Linked DNA regions of Homo sapiens: region 1 is linked to region 2. Evidence: chromatin loops called from intact Hi-C (ENCODE). Cell type or tissue: Calu3. All regions are shown on one strand.

Region 1 (2,500 bases), 140 kb after region 2:
CCTCATCTTCTTTTTTGTAAAATAAGGAAAATAGAACCTACCAGGAAGAGCTGTTTTTAAGATTTAAGATTATAATCTATGTGAGATATATGCGAGCACGTATAGTCATCCCTCGTTCCCCGTATCCATGGAGGATTGCTTCCAGGACTTCCCCACAGATGACTAAGTCCCTGGTATAAAAGTGGTGTGGTTACATATAACCTATGCATGTGCTTTTATATACTTTAAATCATCTCTAGGTTACTTATAATACCTAATACAACACAAGTGCTATGTAAATAGTTGTATTTTAAAATATGTACTTTTATGTTGTATTTTTTACTTTTTAAAAATATTTTCAGTCCTCAGTTGGTTGAATCTGTAGATTGTACAACCTGGGGATGTGGAACTCATGGATACAGAGGGCCAACTCTGTGCGTTTATAAATATAGACAGAGATATAGTTGTAGATTTCAGTATTTTGCTAATTCAGTGTTTGCAGCAACTTCATAGAATATAACCACTACAAATAATGAGAATCTACTGTATCTTTAAGTAAGATATTATTTAAGTTGTTTGATTTAGGCTTAGGAAAATGGCATCATACTGTATGAAATCTTGTAAAAAAATTTTTCCCACAGTATTATTTGTGAGATTCTACATAATGTGCATAGTCCTAACTCATTCATTTTTCATGCTGTATAGTACTCCAGTGTCACAATGTATTCACAGACTTGCTTATTAATGGCCTTTGAACTGTTCAGATAGTATTTTTGGTCTTAGTGTGTTAAATGACCATTCTTGTAGATGTGCCAGGAGTTACCTAAGGGATATGTCCGGCAATAGAGTTATGGGTTAGTTAATAATGCCAAATCATTTCCCGGTGTTGTAGAACCAATGCATACACATGCTCCAGAGCAGATAAGAAATTCCTTTGTCTGTATCCTCATCAGCACTAGATATTATCAAACTTCCCAATTGTTTCCCAATCTCTTAGATGCAAAATAGGATCTCATTTGGGTTTTAATTTGCATTTCCTGCCTACTAATCAGTTATATATACATTTTTCAAGTATATGTTAATCACTTGCATTTCCTTTACCCTAAGGTGTCTATTTCTGTCATTTACCCAGATTTTTTCCTGGGCTATATTTCTCTCATTGATTTCCTACCTTTATCCTTTATTCTCGATACTAAACTCTTGTTGGTTTATGTATTGGAAATCTCTTTTCTAAGTTTGGAGTTTATCTCTCTGCTTTCTTTATGATAACATTAGATAAACAGAAGTTTCTAACTTTAGTCTTATTCTTTATTTCAATGGTCCCAGCACTTTATTAGGTTTCCCATTCTGCCCATTCTGTGTAATTACAACACAGAAATGCCAACACAGGCCAAGACTCATACCTCCAAGGTACTCCCCAGGAACTTACTGGAAGGCAGCCCTCTGGTGGAGAGGCCATCACAGTCTCTACTGCTCAGAGAGAAGAAAAACTTACTTGACCTAACTTACCAGAATGACTGAAAAATATACTTCAGAAAAATTTTTTCAATCAGATTAGCAAACCCAGTTGTGTAGCTACCTTTAATTACCCCCAAACCATCCTGTTCCTTAGCTGATTTAGCTTCCTGGAATGGCTTTCTCATTCAGCATTGCCCCTGCCACTCTTTATGTTGCCTTTCTGCCCACTCCATCAAATCCATTTTCTCGGGGCTTTACTGACAAGGAATAAACTGATGACTGTAGCTCTTTTCACTTTTTAAAGTTTCCCTTAGCCTGTCAACATTAAGTTTCCCAGTTCTGAGGGAAAAAGCAACATTCTTCACACTTATGTAATCCTAATTTCCAGTAATTCTTCACGTGGGTGTGTTTTTTAAAAAAGATTATTTTAAGTGCCGACTTAAGATTTTCCTAGAATTTATAAGCAAGCTGCGCTATAATATAAAAAAGGAGCTGGGAAGTTTAGCAGGCCAGAGGGAGAGTTTCCTTAAAAAACAAACAAACCAAAAGCCCCTCACATGTGATTACCTCTTCCCTTTTGCAGTGTGACTTGCTGAGGCAAGTGTGAACCCAGCTTAAGACCGTTCCTACCACATGACACCTCAAGAGCTTCTATCTACCATCTACACAGAGGTGGGCAGATGAATGTTCCCCTTAACCTGAGAAAGTCCCTCCGGGTTTCTAGACTGCATGGGTTCGAGAACAGCTTGGCACATAGTACCAGAGATGCTGAGAAAGGGGAAAAAGTGGCTCAAAAAACCAGTTCATCATCTCACAGTAAACCCCCATCTGAGGGGATGCTTCTCTTCAGCCTGTCTGGGAGGTAGTGTTTATAGAGGCACAGCTCATGTTTTCCAGAAGAATAGAACTTCCCTTGTCCTCCAATATTCTCTCCCTCTGGAAACTTATTTATGGTCTGATGTGTTGAAACAATAAACATGGGTGCACGGCTGGGGGCATGGGGGAAGGAGGGGTGTAGGATAGGAAAGGGGTTTCCCAGCTTTGTGTGAGAAGTGAAAAGGAG
Region 2 (2,500 bases):
GGCCCATCACAGAAGGAAGTGTCACACAATATAAATGGGCTAATTACAAGATAATTTTAGGAAATGTAGAAAATATTAATTTATAGTGCCTTAGAGACAGTCTGGGTCTGGGAATTTAAAATTGAATGGTGACATCTTTCCATCCTCTAATTTTATCTCTGCTATACCCACAAGCTTAAAAGTTGAGGCTTTCTGTGACTGTGCGGCATAAGAACAATGGGTTTTTGCCCCTTCTTTGTCCCCTGAGATGGCATTATAAATAGGCCCTGCCCCCACCAACCCTGCCTCCAGGATGGCAGCCTGTGAATGCAGAACGCCTATAGCCTTCTAGCCGTGTCTGTGGCAAGGGCATGTGCCAGTGGGGAAGCACGAGCTTTGGACCTGAGGACATCTGGGACAGCTCTTGGTGTCAGTGCTCCACCCATGCCTGGGTCCCTCTACCATTGGCAAGCACCTGTCTAGTCTCATCCCAACAACCAGCTTCTGTTTCTCTTAGCCAGAGAATTTCCATGCTGTAAATGACATCAATGACTGCTGGAACCAATATGTTAGCAGAGTAGGAACATACCTGGAAGTTTACATTTTGCTGGGAGGTGTCCTCAACTAAGGACCTACTGTTGCAGGGGTATAAATATCCCCGCTGTCCTGCCTCCTGACTGGATCACTCTAAAGACTGACATTGTCTTCAGAGCCTACTTTCAGGCCTTTCCCTGACATTGCCTGTTTACTTGGTCTATTTCCCTTCCTGGCACCATGATTTGTGATGTGAGTGCTAGAAGAGGATTCAGAATTTGATTTTAATTACTCTTAGTGTCATCTCCTGACCATGGACATCTTAAGTGGTTTTTGTCAGTGTTTACTTTGAAAAGAGAAGTCCTGTCTCTCCCAGGGCCACTGTCTTCAGAGCCTCTGGGTTGGTGACAGGCTGCTGGGGCTGGGGTTCCCATGGGGGAGATGAGGCTGAGCCCAGAATGAGAATCAAATGGCCCTGCATTCAGGAAACTCTCAGAATTTGTCACCTTATATACAATATCTGTAGTCAAATCCAAGTGATTCATTTCCTTTTTCTGAAGCCACAGAGCTATAGGGATCCACTCTCATGCTTCCTCCCTAGCCGTCTTCATTTTCCTAGCCTCCTTCATTTCACTCACTTCATTCTTCCTAAACACAGTGAGATTCTTTTAGGTCAGCTGCCCTCAGCCTCTATTCTCTGGGGTCTTTAACATCTGCTTTGGGTTGCTACTTCAACTCCTGAAGAACTCCCCTTTGCTGTTAATTATAAATGCAGGTGGTATAAATAACCATTTGAAATGAGTCAGAGATGACCTGATAAAGTCCTCTGCATTGAGCAGGCTAGATGGCGCTGGAAAGAGAGGCTGGGCTGAGCAGGTGGTAGGAGAAGGTTCCCTTGGGTACAGGAAGTGGGAGTGGGAGGGCCGTGTGCCCAAGTGGAAAGAGCATTTCAAGAACAGCTTTGGCTCAATTGTGGCCGCAGAATCTGGCAAGCACACCACAGGCTTTGTTGCCTTCAGTGCCAAAAGCCAAGAAAACCAGCCCTTGCTGGCCTTGGAGCGAGCAGGGAGAAGAAAAATCCGAGGAATACATTGTCTGACTGTCGCCGTGGACAAGTGTTCCCGTGCAAGCAGATGACCTCTTTCCCGGAACAAAGCTCCATGTTTTAATAGCAGAAATCTCCCAGAAGGAAATGTCAAGGTAAACAAGTGTTGGGGCAGATTATACAGCGGACTCCTCCCGTCTAGAATTCTCTTTTTGGAAAGTGCTCTCTGAAGGGTTGTAGCCTCTATAGCATGAGCCCCCACAAAGATGGGTTTCTGTCCTCCAAGGAAAAGCATGTCAGGTAATCCCTGATGGAAAGGGGAACTTCAGAGGAACATAGGGATAGAGCTTTATTCCCAAGGGCAAAGCAGGCGGTGGCACGGAACAAATGCATGGGACCTCAGGGAGCCCTTTGTTTAGAGTAGCACTGAGGTGCCTCTGTCCCCCTAGCCATTGACATAAAGGTCACAAACCCGCAGCATGACTTTCCTTCCCCTCTTTCCACCAGGATTAAGTTTAGTCTCAGGTCATGACTTCTAAAGTGCATCTGAGATACACACCACCTTGCCAGGACCAGATGCAGGTCAAAGAAGGGTCAATGAAGCAAAATCAAAACCAGAAGGTTTTCTATTTCCTTCAAGGACATTAACAAAGGGAGCACTGTTGCCAAAGGATATAATAGCAAATGTCAATTAGTCCTGGAAGCACATCTTACATGACTAAACCTGATGCTGTGTGGAGGCCACTCTTAACCCTCGCCACCACTGTATGTACAGAGCACATGCTGCACCTGTCAAGTCACCCTGTTTGCCCAAAACATTAACTGGCCCTTCCTTTGTTCCTACTAATCACTCCTAATTCTGTGTGTTGCAGCTGTATTGTCAGGCCCTTCCCTGCTTTATTTCTTAGGGCATCTATTGTTATTATTAAATGATTGTTTTTT

What was found. A loop is a pair of places that touch in the nucleus more often than their neighbours do. Peaks named below come from ENCODE experiments on the same cell type or tissue, not always from the same donor. Only the 100,000 strongest peaks of a DNase experiment are listed, where the experiment ranks them.
Region 1: it touches region 2 in a loop (4-fold over the local background); 5 of 110 quality-filtered maps call a loop at or near these places.

What each region holds. Positions count from the first base shown.
Region 1 is chr5:74,055,874-74,058,373 of GRCh38, reverse strand. All of the region lies in intron 2 of LINC02122 (long intergenic non-protein coding RNA 2122), which reads left to right. Among named protein-coding and RNA genes, the nearest start is that of LINC02122, 46 kb to the left of the region's middle. In Calu3, a CTCF peak has its summit at 1,444 (motif pointing left); a DNase peak (open chromatin) is centred at 1,413.
Region 2 is chr5:74,200,455-74,202,954 of GRCh38, reverse strand. No RefSeq gene overlaps it. Among named protein-coding and RNA genes, the nearest start is that of LINC02122, 99 kb to the right of the region's middle. RefSeq lists enhancers at 1,197-1,246, 1,267-1,336. In Calu3, no CTCF peak of the experiment used is centred here; DNase peaks (open chromatin) are centred at 1,394 and 2,154.